Regions from separate parts of the Homo sapiens genome. Here regions 2 and 3 are each linked to region 1. A link is a contact called in ENCODE Hi-C or POLR2A ChIA-PET data. All regions are on one chromosome and are shown on one strand. Each heading gives the region's core, a stretch centred on a gene start or an enhancer-like site at or near the end of the contact. The rest is flanking DNA. Distances are from core to core; before and after follow the strand shown.

The links. Hi-C counts contacts between places; a loop is a spot of excess contacts on that map. ChIA-PET counts read pairs that join two places held with the same protein, here RNA polymerase II (POLR2A). Pooled maps may share reads with other maps.
Region 2: a map of endothelial cell of umbilical vein shows a loop between it and region 1 (3-fold over the local background). The contact joins two enhancer-like sites. A Hi-C loop is called at or near these places in 7 of 168 maps with a recorded cell type or tissue (CD8-positive, alpha-beta T cell, K562, endothelial cell of umbilical vein and 4 more), 5 of 37 single-sample maps with no recorded cell type and 3 of 50 pooled maps. POLR2A ChIA-PET finds 5 or more read pairs at or near these places in 1 of 52 experiments (OCI-LY7).
Region 3: a loop to region 1 is called in a map of endothelial cell of umbilical vein, with 5 times the contacts of the local background. The contact joins two enhancer-like sites. A Hi-C loop is called at or near these places in 4 of 168 maps with a recorded cell type or tissue (Jurkat, cardiac septum, endothelial cell of umbilical vein and 1 more), 1 of 37 single-sample maps with no recorded cell type and 5 of 50 pooled maps. POLR2A ChIA-PET finds 5 or more read pairs at or near these places in 4 of 52 experiments (A549, OCI-LY7, activated B cell and 1 more).

The regions. Positions count from the first base shown.
Region 1 is chr9:14,153,248-14,158,140 of GRCh38, forward strand. It overlaps NFIB (nuclear factor I B), which reads right to left. Exons shown (of 11, transcript NM_001190737.2): 4 at 2,578-2,646. Among named protein-coding and RNA genes, the nearest start is that of NFIB, 160 kb to the right of the region's middle. Within about 2 kb of position 1,989, at least 3 of the 41 ENCODE cell types and tissues checked have a DNase peak (open chromatin) inside an H3K27ac peak, as active enhancers do; they include endothelial cell of umbilical vein, where a contact is called at or near this core.
Region 2 is chr9:14,209,200-14,214,092 of GRCh38, forward strand. All of the region lies in intron 2 of NFIB (nuclear factor I B), which reads right to left. Among named protein-coding and RNA genes, the nearest start is that of NFIB, 100 kb to the right of the region's middle. Within about 2 kb of position 3,037, at least 5 of the 41 ENCODE cell types and tissues checked have a DNase peak (open chromatin) inside an H3K27ac peak, as active enhancers do; they include endothelial cell of umbilical vein, where a contact is called at or near this core.
Region 3 is chr9:14,094,096-14,098,988 of GRCh38, forward strand. The region is part of intron 10 of NFIB (nuclear factor I B); the gene reads right to left. Among named protein-coding and RNA genes, the nearest start is that of LINC00583, 170 kb to the left of the region's middle. Within about 2 kb of position 2,541, at least 13 of the 41 ENCODE cell types and tissues checked have a DNase peak (open chromatin) inside an H3K27ac peak, as active enhancers do; they include endothelial cell of umbilical vein, where a contact is called at or near this core.

The DNA of each region.
Region 1 (4,893 bases), core at 739-3,238:
CTAAATGGGAGATACAGAAAGGAAAGTAGATTAACAAACACGGCCAAAGTACTAAAACAACACACATGGAAATTATTTAATGACAGAGTGTGTGGGAACAGCAAGTCTCAGTCAGATATTCCTGCTTAAGAGCCTCTGGAAGAACTTACATCAGACGCAAAGATCAGTGTTAGCGCCTCTCCCAGGGAGCTACAAGAAGGCTGAAAGCTGCAAATCATGTTTAAGAGGATGCCGATATCCTCTTAGAAATGAAGCACCAAAGAACCTCAGATTCTAAGGGTTAGAGGCCAACCTTTAATCTCCCTTATTGTTCTCCTCACTCCAAAAGCTGATCCTAAATCAACTTTTAAGATGGAGATAATATCATTCAAAAGAGAGATCACTATCCTAATGCTGAATGGCTTCATTAGCTAAAGTCAACATACACATCAGTGGGTCTTATGATTGTAAAACCCTAGAGGACTGAAAGCACTAGCATACTGTAAACCCTCAAGAAGTCAGAATTTGTGATACACACATAGTGTTGTGCTGAAGTTTATGTTTACTTAGCAAACCCCTATTTCATAAATAATGAAGTTTAATTGTGTAAACAAAGATTATGATGCGGATATATTAAAACACTTAGGAGGAGAACTTATCAGGCCTTTCAGAGACACCTATTTACATATGGAGGAGAAAATAAATGTTTGCTGAATAAATTACGTAATGAATATAGATAATTAATGTGCTAATTACAAATCAGTAATGTTTGTTATAACAAATAACCTAAAAGTTTCTAGGATATGACATTATAAGTTAAGAATGAATGAATGAAGTATATTAAATTTACCTTGGTTTTGAACTGTTCTAGAAAGATAATTTTCATCTTTGTTTTAATGTTTGAAATTCAGATTTTTCAAAATATCTATCTGGGCTTTTGAAGGTTCTAATGTGGTTCTCCTTTGACAGCCCTTAGCATAATATTACCTATCATGAGGTACTAAATAAATATTTTCTGACAGCTGACTCTACTGCCCTACTCCTAAGAAGGATGAAAATATACCATTGAACTTGAACTCAGAGAAGTACAAATTTAAGCAAATAATTTAATAAGCCTCCTAACTGGAGCACCATAAGCCTTTCCGCTAAAGAAGAGTATGGGGAAGACACACACACCCCTTCAGATAACCCCTGTCTTACCTGATGCTACAAAGTGCTACTGGTAAGTCAGGCATATTTCTTCCCAAATTAAAAGTGAAAACTTTCAAATGTTGGATACCTTTGGATATCACATATTGATCTGGAAAAACACATTAAGGTACACTGCCTTGGACAATCTCCTTGCCCATCGAATACACACCCTGGGGCTACCAGAATACAGGATATTTGTGTTTCTTCTCCTACACTGCCACCATGTAAAAAGACCCATGAGAGAAGTCTTTTGGGCATACATTTATCCACTCTAGAATTATACCAGAAAGGATAAACTACTTAAGATCTTAAACGTTCATATGTATCACTCCCTGCTATACATGCTATTTGCACTGTTCACTTTAGAAATGTGAGCTATTTGAGGAACTACGGTTCAAAAGACAGTCAGTGATAGCGTGAAGATTCCTTTACTGAACAACAAGACTCTAAAACACTGCTTATTCTTATCCTCAGTAACTCGATTACTCTTTGTTCTTTCTGGATCATCATAATTCTTATTCATGACCTCTAAATATGACCCAAATGAGAAACACAACTTAGGCAGGTATCAGAGTGTGACTACATCATCTGAATAACATCACTCCGAAGTGTGATGCATTCTATCAAAATGTCAGGTGAAAATATACCCTTCAAAGTTACATAAATAAGCTAAATCAGTGAAGGGAGTATGAAGAAAGGAGTCACCTTCTTTAACATAATTAGTACATATAGATCTGCATCTTGGATATGTTTGTACATGCTAGTAATAAGTAAAAGAGTTAATCAAGGTAACGTCCCCTTTGCTTAGGTAGCCTGCCAGGTGAGCTTAGCCTAGAAAAATCTGATCCAGCCTGCTAAGAATGGTGTCTCAGGTGAAGTGGCCAGTTAAAACAATTGGACATTGTTTTGGATAACAATGCTTTCTATCTATATCCAACTACAATCTGCAAAGTTAATTTCTGCATCCCTCTACACTCTGCACGTTAGTGTGTATATCCTGTGCATCTCCAACCCCCACCAAAATGTTAGTAAAATGAAAAAGCACTTATCTACAGGAAACTTATGTGGGTTATCATAACAACATAGAGTACATTTAATTAATCACACTTCCTTTGATATAAATGGCCATCTATGGTCATGCAGAGAACAGTGAATTAAATGAATACCAATAACATGGCAATCAGAAAAACCCCAAAATTATTTTTGTACAACAAAAAGTTTTGATGATTTGAATGCAAACATTTTAGAAAATCAAGCAAAATATATTGTTATTTCATCAAAGGTTTTAAGATTTTAATTCAAATTTTCCTAATATGTGGTCACTCTTTATACTACATTTAAGGTTCAAAATATAAAGTATTTTAAATCATACTGCATGCTTAAGTAGTAACAAAACAATTTACTTACTTCTGGATACTCTTACAAGTTCTGATACATTGAAGACTCCAGATTTTACAAAACTATCCTCAAGGTAACCTGAAAATAAATATTAAAGGAAAAATGATCAATATAAGCAGAAAGTAAAATAAATGATTATACACTAGAATTTAAGTGTTTTAAAGCCAATGGTTTGAACAAAAACCAAATATGCTTACAATAAGGACTTTAAAAAATGACTCTTAGGAATGCAAATTAGGTTTGTTTAAACAAAAATAAAAAGTTTAGATACCAAATAATCTCTTAGGAAAATTTTTTCTTCCCTTTCTAAAAGTACAGGTTTATTGATGCGGTTTGATTTGCCATGGCCCATGCATACAGAATGGTCTGTGGGCTCTCAGTGAATGCTTTTGACTCGGTAGCACCTGGTAGACTAAAGCGAAAAATGAAAGAAAGAAAAAGGAAACCACAACCACAATTAGCACCTTGCTGGAATAATGTCAAAGATCTCTTAAAGCCACCGTTCTTTTGTAAACCCTTCTCTGATGAAAGAAAAGTGAACTGCTGTTACCAGCACCCCGACCCTTGTTCCAGGGTCACTAATAACATAAAAAGCAGAACTTGTATATACAGCAAATACAGAACTTTGCGTTGACCTATTTCTGGGCATCTTTAATATACGTTGCACGATTTCACTGCTTTCCTCACCCTTGCTACTATTCCACTGGACTCCTTTTATTTCAAGAATTAGACAACTTTTCTGGCAAATGGTGGTGAATCCAGGCCTCTGGGAATGCCACATGACCCTTAAGTCACACCGGGGCAGGGTCCACAGTGGCCATGGAGCCTGCTTGCTAGCTGGTCTATGTCCAAAACTAGAGATGAGAACTCCCACAAACAACAGTAACCCTGCACCCAGCCCACCCCATTCTCATCTATGTTAAGGGGGTGTAATGAGTGTGAGGAATACCTTAGCAGGGGAGGTTATGGCCTACTTGCTTCTGTCCTAGGGTGAGAATAAGTTTGAAAATCCTCAGAATTGAAATACATCTGAGAAACAAACAAACAAAACTAGATTCTAAGAACTGGCAATTTGACTGGATTTTACATAAAGCTTCAGGGCTGACCAAGGAATTAGATGCAGTTCAGAGATGTGAAGCATGGGTAGTGCAGCAACATGGAGCACTGAAATCAAAGAGCTGGGATTTGAATCCTAGCCACAGATGACCAGTTATGAAATCTTGGCTAGGTTATTAGTCCTCTTTTTGCCTCAGATTCCTCACTTAACAAATTGGAGACAATAAAAATCACCTATCTTATAGAGTTGTTACTACTGGAGATAAAAATATAAACCCCATGATAAGCATGTTACCAACAAATTAAGATCTTAGGGCCAGTGGAACCTGCGATCAGCTATATACCGAATTACGCACACTGGCCTCCAGACAGTCCAAAATGATCCGCAAATCTTTATTCAGAAAATTTACCAGAACAAAAGGCACCACACTGCTTTTCAACCATACATAGCATGAAAAGACAGAAAATCATTCAATTAGCATATGTGTTTCACTGCTGTGAACTGAGGAGCCACTGATGTTTGACATCCACCCACCCACCTTCTTTAGAAACAGAATGAAAGAAGGAGTGAGAGGAAGTTGTAAGATCTCAGTAGGGAATAAAACAGGTGCCACATTAAGTCATTATTCTGAAAAATATATATACATTTTTAAGAGTATTATAACAAAATGTCCCAATTTAATGCACTTCTATTTTAAGAAACTCTTATTTCTTGAGCAATTAATTTTTACCAGGTTAAATTCATTTCAGTAATTATTGAGAAACTTCTAAGTAACAATCACTGTACAAGGTGCTAAAAGTCATGAATACAAAAAAGGACACTGACTGTCTTGCCTGGTCGGGGAAAGAGATGTTTTGACTCTTCTGGACCACTGTAACTTACTATCATATAGAAAGATTTTTGTTGCTTTTGTTATTGTTTATAGTTCATTATACTTTATTTTATATAGGGTAAACTTAATAAAGTAAATATATTAAGTACAAAACCTTCTTTATCTTGGGAGGCCGAGGTGGGTGGATCACAAGATCAGGAGTTTGAGACCAGCCTGGCCAATATGGTGAAACCCCATCTCCACTAAAAATACAAAAATTAGCCGGGCATGGTGGCGGGCACCTGTAGTCTCAGCTACTCGGGAGGCCGAGGCAGGAGAATCACTTGAACCCGGAAGGCAGAGGTTGTAGTGAGCCGAGATGGAGCCATTGCATTCCAGTCTGGGCGACAGAACAAGACTCCATCTCAAAAAAAAAAAAAAAACAAAACAAAACAAA
Region 2 (4,893 bases), core at 1,787-4,286, 57 kb after region 1:
ATGCTTATGTTCTTTTCATCACTGAATAATTGCTCGTTTCCAATACTAAGCTGGTATTTCTTTAAAGTTCACGTAATTGCACTACTGGTAACTTTAGGATTTGGAAGGAAAAGGATCACAATCGATAAGCAAATGCAATGACGGGCACTGACAAAGACTCAACATTTATTAGAAGGCAATTGCTAGAGAATGTGGCTTTAATTGTGCATACATATTTTTATTCATTAAGATGAATAACCAATAAAATCCCACACTATGGTGTCCCAGCCTCATAACACATTAATAAAGTTTCTTAAAGGTTTTGGCAGGGGGCCAGCACAGTCCATTAACTCTTTGCAAGTTGTAAAAAGAAGTAAAGTCATTTCAGTTTGTTTTGTGGTTATGAATGAAACAGCAGGCAGCCTGTATGGAAACGTCACTTTGGATATGGTATTGGTAATGGACGCTTTGCTGCGCAATCAGAACAGTGTGGGGAGAAGTTAATGCATCCTACCACAACCCAAGCCCAGACGCACTGAAAAGCTAATTTACTTAAAAGTGGAGGGAAAAGAGCAGAGGACTACAAGTTTGGAAGATCTATTTATTTTGCTAATAGGCTGTCACACTGCCTCTGGGTAAACTTGCCCACTGTGAAACCCAAAAGTACAGGATACATTTTAAATGACTAGAACTGCTTTTCCTGATTATTTTTTTTTTTCCTAAAAAAAACCTGGTTGCTTAGGCATTCACTTGGTGAGGGCTGGATCATAAATTACAAAAATGCTTTTTATTTAATACAAGAAGCAAAATTCTATCCTTTCTACGTTTTTGTTTTACATACTTGAATTAAGTCATATAAATAACTACAACAATTGGTAGCTATGTATTTGTCTCCGACTTTGCCTAACAATTTGAATTGAAGCGCTACACATCTCCCCAAAGCTTTACAATGCCATCTGTTCTCATTTTTCATGACACTACAAACATTTTCCTTTGGAAAAAGGATTCTGTATTTTGCTTCCTTTTTAGAATGAAAACTGGAAAACTTGAATGAAACTAAATATATAGAGAGGCATCCAAGTTGTACGTGTAAAGTAGTAAATGTAGAGGGTATTTAAAACATTTTTTGTGGTTAAGATCTCTACCCTTTTCATCTGTTCCACTCTAGAGATAAAAGTTCTTTTTTACTTTAAGATTTTTGCAAAAAATAATTCAAAACTTTAAAAATAACGAAAAATGAACTTAAAAAGTGATTAAAACCCTTGAGTTTGAGAACACCAAAAAAAACAGAATTGCTTTACAAATTGTTTTTGGCACTTCACTTACGAAGAAAATACGCTAAAATGTAAGTATACATACACACATGTGCACACTCACACAAACACACACCCACACCCCTCCATTAATCCCTAACCAAATATAAATAGCATCGTTAGTCAATTACTTCTGATGGTTAAAACCACAAATTGGTTACAATGATCTGTCACTTTATATGGCCAAATAATAAAACTTCAAGCAGAAGAGATGATTACTATAAGTACAATAGAAAACATCATTCACTGTTTTAATTTGTTTTGAATTTTTACTGGAAAAAAACAGAAAGAAAATTTTTAACTTTCAAATGTAAACATTCATCACTGAGTCCTAAAAAAACTTCCCATTTCAAATTTCATTTGTGTCAGTGCTAATATGTATCAAAATAGCCGCATCTCTTGTACACTGTGGATTTTCTGGGAAGTTACTCACCTTTGATTATAGGAAAGTAAAGGAAAGTCTAATTAATAGGTTGAAACCGTACTGAATTTCTGCTTCTCTGTATACATGATCATTTTTGTCTCTGTTTGGACTGAAAGCCAGATACTCAACAATCATTCCCTAAAAATTTAAAGTATTAATTACATACATGTATTTGTACAATGTTAAGTATCACTGCAACCTGGAAAAACTTGCGGTAAAATTAAAATTTTTCATTTCAAAACAACAGTGCTCTTAGCTTAATCCTCTACAATATTGTATTCAAAAATAGTTTTTCTGTGTGATTAACAGTAATATTACCTGGGCTATTTTTAAAATCTGGAATTAGAATTCAATTTTAAAAACTGCACTCAAAAAACATCCTGGATTCAGATATGAATGGACCTGGGAAGTTTCTTAAAAGAAATACATTTTATCCTAGATCGATAGTAAGAAACAGCAAGGAAATGCACAGAAACAGGATATAGGGAATACATAAATTGGGTCTACACTGGTTAAGAAACAAAGTTAAAAAAATAATTCTACTCACTTTAAAATGACACTGTGCTGAAAAATAATGAGAATAGATAAAAGCTTTGACCACTCCCATTGTCTACCTTAAAAAAATACTAGTATAGTTACTCAAGGCACGGAACTGGACAAACTGCAATTTGAATCCAGAAGACAGAATCCAGAGCCAGGGACAAAACAAGTCAAAGGAGTTGGTGACCAGGGCAATGGCCAGAAGTTTACCCGTTTATATCAGATTCTGTGCCATCCACCCTGCGGGGCCGTCTGAGCTGTGCTTCCCCAGCTGGTGGGCCCCTCCACGTCAGCCCTCTCGTAGACTCCAAAAGGAAATCAGAGTTGAACAGTATAGCATATTGTTATTAAAAGTGATTTGAGTTGTGACATGAATATTGTACTTTCAATAAAGGAGGTATACACTTTAGAAAGCTCTTCAGCCTCTAGAAAGAATAGACATTTAAAAGATTAAAGCGTTTAAAGAATGATCTCTCCACTGACCAGAATACCCACATCAAAATAATGTACCACTGGGTTTTATTGGTAGCTGCAATTTAGCCCATATGAAATGGAATATGGCCTTAGTGTTAATGCAAATACGTTGCCATTTATCATAAAATAAGTGTCATCTCTAAAGGTAACTGGACTTTCCTTAAAAATGAACCATTCTAACATGAAAGAGGCATAAATTAATAAATCCCTGAGAAAGCCTAGCCTACGGCTGTAAGGAACATCTAACTGCTTAACTGGGCAACCAAAAGACTCATACAAATAATTAGAATACTTATTTCCAATTGATGAAAGCAAAACTACTCCAATTCACATTAAGGTTGATGAGTCACATAAACCACTCACTGACTTAATTTTACTTAGAAATTGCTCATGCACTTTTGTTGCTTTCCTGGAAGGTTATACAAATGATTATATACTCATTTAATTATTAAACTGAATGATCTCCTTAAGGGCAACATTAAACATACTAAAGTACAGTACACCATGTCACAATGTGCTTAAGTATCCCTACTAAAAATAAAAATTAAAACAAGGTTAGAAAACAACTAACAACTAGGTTAAATTCAATCCAAAATATAGATTTGGGAATTTCTAATAAAATTGTCCATATTGTTTGAATGGGTTCACCACTGAGTAATAGTGTGAATAATTTAGGTAATCATCTCAAAAGGTTATAATTCCTCTGGGAAAAAAAAAAAACATGTTTAAAACTCTACACTTACAATATTTCACATAATATAATTAATAAATGTTTGCTAGATGATTGGATTTAAGTTATATGATAAAAAAATACTGCTCACACTTATAATGCTTTAAATGCTTTACAACTTACAAAACACTTTCACATAAGCCACCTTACGCTAACAACTGTGTTAGGTAGATATTACTATCCCCATTTCATAGATAAGGAAATTGAGGCTCACAGAGATTAAATGTTTTACCCAAGGTCATAGCCCTAGTAAATTCACTGCTTAGAGAATAATTAGCTTAAGTTAAGATAACAGCTACTTCCTGCTTCCCCATTCCAGTCTCAGAGACACACAAACACAATATGCATCACATATAAAATGTGATAAAATCAAAAATTATACATCAATCATGTTTATGCACTACATTATTTGCCTATTTCCATTCGTATTTTTGTAAGCGCTGTTTCTGAAAGGTAATATAGCATATAATTACACCTTTCTTTTTAAAATGCTATGATAATCTTCTCACTGCCTGGGAAGTTTCCATGGCAGAAAGACTGGGCACAGTCAGGTAACTGGTATTTCTTGATTACCATCCACCAGTAGGTTGATCTTTGGAAAGTTACTTATCTTTGGAAAGTTACCTATCCACCAGCAGGTTGATCTTTGGAAAGTTAACGCGGGCCCCCAGGTTCCTTGTTAGTCACATAAGGGATCTGTAATAAACACTTCCTAAGTCAGGTCCACCATCCATTCTCCACAGCAGTGGTTCTTAAGCTTTAACATGCACAAGAATCACCCAGAGAGCTTGTCCTAACAGAGTTTCTGGCCCATCCTCAGAGATCTGATTTAATAGGTCCAGATAGGGCCCATGAATCTGCATTTCCCAGAAGCTCACAGGTCAGACCAGTGCTGCTGGTCGTGGGACCAAACTTTGGGAACCACTGCTACACAGTAACATGGGAAACCGAAATACTTCAGAAAATGAAAGTCTGATGTAGCTTCTCTCCAGAAGCCTTCAGTGGTTTCCCCATAGCCCTTAGCATAAAGTCCAAAGTGCTAAATGAATAACAGTATGTGGACACCCAGGTCTCCACCCAGATGCATTGCTCAGGATCTCTTTCTGGGCCTTTCCTGATACCCCAAGCTGCTGGGCTGAGTTTTATGTCCCTCATCTGTGCTCTTAGGAAAATGTGTTCCCTGTGTCCTAAAACTGTAAGGAACTGTTATCACATGCTTCCTTGCCTCTGTTCTCAACATTCCAGAAGTGGTTTGTAAACATACCCCCAACTCCCACTGCTCCAAATTTAAGGGGGGAAGAGTCCCCTCATTTCACCTCACATCATTTTACTTAAGAATCGATGCCACCTTCGGGCTATGCATCAGGTCTCGTTTCCAATATTTCTAGCAGAGCCCTCCTCAACCCTTCTTTATTACTCCCCACTCTGCTCCC
Region 3 (4,893 bases), core at 1,291-3,790, 59 kb before region 1:
TTGCTATTAAATTGTAGAAGGCAGGATTTGAATTCGAGCAATGTCATTCTAGGATCTGTATTTCTACCCACTAAACTTTTCTCATCTCCCCTTCCTGTGAAGCATAGTTTACTTTTCTCACTGGACTAGAAGTTATATTATCACTGAATTATGCAAGAGACTTTGTGAATTGAGGTTCATATCACAATGAAATTCCTGTGGAAGTATAATTCTTGAGCCCAAAATTCAGCACAAATAACTGTGCTTTATTCCTCCAATTCCAGTTGCTTTTCAGCTGAATGCAGTATTTGCTTTTGTCTTACATATGTGCAGATGTGGCTGTATGTCAATAATTTGTTTGTTGAGTTCCACTTCAGATGAGGCTAGCCTGGAAGTGAAATACACAAAGTGTTTTATACAGGTCTTGGGTTTCTTCGATTTATTTTCACCGTTTTTAGGGATCATTATTGCCGTCGGAATGATCCTCTTTGCATGCAAGATGATTCCTAATGATTATTACTATTTGTAATAATCTGTATCAGAAAGCTCCCTGGCTAGCTCTTACCTGAACTGCAAAGTACTCTTGTGGGCTCTCTGGGAAACACCAAATATCATAAACTGCAGGTGGCTCATGGAATTATTCTAACTGCAAGCAATAGGACTTCACAGTAATGAAAGAGAAACATATTTGTTTCTTAACTAAGTAGGTAAATAGCCTTCTTTATTGCTACTCCTTGGGGACCAACGGTTTTGAAAATAGCATATCAAAATGGTAGCCCATCAAACCTCATTAATTTATATTCAATTGATTCAGAAGTTTTTTGTTCTTAGGGCACAGTGGATTGAATGTTAACTTTACCATGCGTGAGTGCTAGCACTTTCTAAGTAAAATAATAGCATCTACCATTGAAATATTTTATCTAATAAAGAGCACAGGGCAAGAAAAAGCCACTCCATATGGGAGCACTGCCACTAAATATTAAATGTGTTCCTTATAATTACTGCACTCGTTTAGTAAAAAACTCTTACATAATACTTGAAGCCTTCGATATAGCAACCTACACTTAAATAAAAACTTCCTTAAAATGTTCGGTTTAAACATAAATAAGAAAAAAGCTCTTCCTCAATTGGCCAAATTAAGGACTTATAAAAAAATTGTTTGATCTTTTTCAAATTTTAGAACTGAAAATGAAAGATGAAAAATTATTATGAAGATGACTAATTATAAATAAATTACAGTACACACATGCATACATATATAAGAACTCAGGTAGCTGTGGGAGGTTTTAGCCAATTAAAAATTATACAATTATCAGGCTCAGAGCAATTATTTTATCTCCTCCCACAGACCACAGCACAGTGGAGAAGCCCACATGTTGATTTCCAGCCTCTTTCTGTCTGTATTCCTCTCTACCCTGGGCTTCTTTTCAATGCTATTGTTAAAAGTGGTACTGCTCCTCTTATTTGCATATGTGATGCTTTAACAGCAGATAAAATTCTCTACAAAAATGGTGCTTCAAAATAGTGCCTTTCACTAGAGAAAATCACCCAAGGCATACTAAATCAAATAGAAATATAAGTTTTATACAAAGCAAAAAGAGATTCTTTTATAAATGATTTTCAGTTAAAAGCAAAAATCAGCATTATTTGCACAATTTTACCTCTTAAAGGTGAAACTTACTTGTATCAGAATGCTGAAGCATAAAATTACAAATGATTAAAGAACTGAACACATTTTAATATCATGCTTGCTACTCTGTTCACAAGGGCAAAAGATCTTACATGGGCAAAAGATCTTCCTGTGTGTGAAACAAAGTGAGCAAGAGAGAATAATTGTAACTTTCTGCAATTTCAGAATATTCAAAATTCGTGTTCTTCAATTACTTGACCTTAAGATTTTGCCATTTCTTTTATCATTTATTATGTTTATTATGATATTTATTCATTCATAGTCTTTGTTATTTAAGTAAATATGACTAAAAAAATCATCATATCCCTACTAACAGCACTAGCAAAAATGAGAACCAAAAAGGTAAGCTAATAAATGGTGCACTGGCTGTCGAGGGAACTGATTTCTTACGGACGAACTACATCTGTAAATATGGCACTTTACATAAAACATATTCAAATAAAGTAGGGGTTTAATATACTTCCTTTCACTACAAAGGGTTAATCAGCAAGGTTTACATTTGGGAATTTTCAGAATCACGCTCCTCCCTCTCCAGTAGCGCTGCCAAAAATCATCGACAGGAAACGTAAGATTAAGTTTGTCCTACCTAAGCGAACAAAGAGTGCTCTGAACAGGCCACCGGTTTACTGCAGAGCGGGAACTTTTCTAATCCTGCTGGAATCTGCAGTCCTGCTCAGAAAATATCACGGAAAAAAGTTGTTTTCTTTCCTCTAACATCTTGTCTCAGGATCATCTCATTTTGGTCACACTGCAGATCCTGCTGCTTCTCCCATAAAGGTTAACTTAAAGCTCCAAACATAATCATGTGGAAAATGGACATTATTGATTCCTATGGTCCATTGTTCCCCCAACCTAAGTCCCTGAAGTTCAAGTTCAATCTGGAATTACATCATGTCTGGTTTCTCCTGGTTACCAGACGGCTTGAGACGTGACCACAGCTACAGAAAAAACAAACAGCCTTCTTCACGCTTCGGCTCCCCTATCGATTCAAACGTAAACTTTTTTTCTTTCTCTCAAGTACGCTTCAAGTATGGAGCATGGTTAATTTAGAGATTAAGTTCCAAATTAGATTATCTAATGGCATCTTAATGGATTGCTGACCCATTTCCTGTGGGATGGCAGCATGCAAGTCTGGCTGGAATACAATTAATTTCTTAGGAAGTGTTCTGAAGAGTTTGCCTAGATAAAAAGGAAATGTCGTGTTGTACAAATCTTTCTTTATAAATGGAGAAAGTTAGGCAAAACTACGACAAATCCCAACATATTATTCAAAAGCCAGACCACAGATGTTGTGCGTCCGTGAAAACCATATCAAGATCATTTTTAAGAATGGTAATGTTTTTATTTTTGATTTCATAACAGGTGCAAATAATTTTGATGAGAATAGAGTAATTCCTTTAAAAAGAATATTCATATACAAAGACAAAAGTAGTTAGCAGCCCCTTTACCAAACAATGATCATGTGAAATTTTGGTTTTTGCAATTCTCCACCTTGAACCAAAGATTCTTCCATTCATCTACCATATCAGCATTTCTATCATAGTCCCAGAGTGGTGCTAGGGGCCCAGAATGGTGTATAAAAAGTTGAGGATTTGAACACACTTTAGAGCTGACAGCTGAAAAGGAAATTCAGCACTCGGAGAATAAAGCTCCCCCCAGGAACTCCAGGAACAACCCAGCTGTTGTACTGTAGTTATGTGTCAAGATAACAAACTGAGAGCAGGAAATGCTAACCTAGTGAATTCGCGGGGATGTTCTAAGTGTAATGTTGAAATAAAAGTTAACTCTTTATATTACCTAAGGACATACTGCCCTTATCATACGTATGCCACATATATGTGGAGATATACACACACACTACATACACACACACATATAGATGCATACACACACAAACACATATATGTAATACAAACATATGGTTTGCAACCCATTATTGAAAGTTATTTTTTGTTTAAATATTCATTCTTTTGAGAGCATACATTTTACAAAGAAAATGTTATGAACAAAGCAAGGAAAATGGCTGAGGTGAGTGTTATGCAAATTAAGTTACATGGATAAAATGAGAGCTATTACCCCCCCACACTTTTTTTTTCTTTCTTTCTTTTTTCTTTTTTTTTTTTTTTTTTGCCCTCCCTCTCCTGACCAACCAGATCCAAATAACCTTTACTGGCTGCTAAATTTCTCTTGAGAAATCAAGCAACTCTCTAGAATTGCAGTAATAAACGACAATTTCTTAGAAAAACATGTGTAAAGTAACTACAGAATGAAGTATTCAACCCACAGAAAGGAACTGCTAACACATGTAACACGGAAAATAGCTGATAAAAGTCTCTTTGGTGCCATTCAATTATGGCATCCGCAGAAACACAAAAATCCTCCCAATTATTTTAGTAAAATCTTCATTTATTCATTATTTCAGAGGCTGAGCAAATGGTTTGTGTAAACATATCCTTTGGTAACACGCGCATGTTTATTTTAGCCATCTGAAGACTTCTTCTATGTTTACATAAGCCATCAGACACATACAACCACTCACTTGTGGCTTTGCGTTTTCTTGAAAGGGGTGAAGGGAGAGAAGAGAGAATGAAACAATAAATTCAGTTTCTCTTTTGCATAAAGCACTCCCTCTAATGTTTTAAAATAGCTTATGTTTGTATTATTCTTGGATTGTCCTTCAGCTTTCTTTTTCATTCAATTATATTGATCTTTCATATCTGACAGTACAGGCTATATTCTGACTATCACTTTAAGAAAGCCAGCCAGTCAGGGAGTAACTGCTGTATATGTTTATGTCCACATAACTCACATATGCAACAAGGTAATTTGTCCACATGAGACAAAGCACAAACACAACAGTACCTACCTTAAGCAGTTCATCACCTATCATCCTCCTAAGATCTTGAGCCCATTCTGACTATACTAGAAGTGAGCCCTTCACCCAACCAATATTTTACTCTGGGTTAACTGCAGTTCCTGACCTTTCACTTAGGCAGAAAAATTGACTCTCTCAAGGTGCAAGCAACTCCTTTGCACATGTGTGTGCACACACACACAGTTCACAAAACAGTTCACAAAATTTTAAGGTCAAAACAACAAAACATCTTCAGGGTTGTAACCTAATAAGGCTGTGAAAACTTTCCCAAAGAGTCAGCTTTGGTTCCTAAGGGAATGCTTAAGCCTTGGGGTTGCGGGTGGATGGAGGAAATCTTCCAGCTTTGATT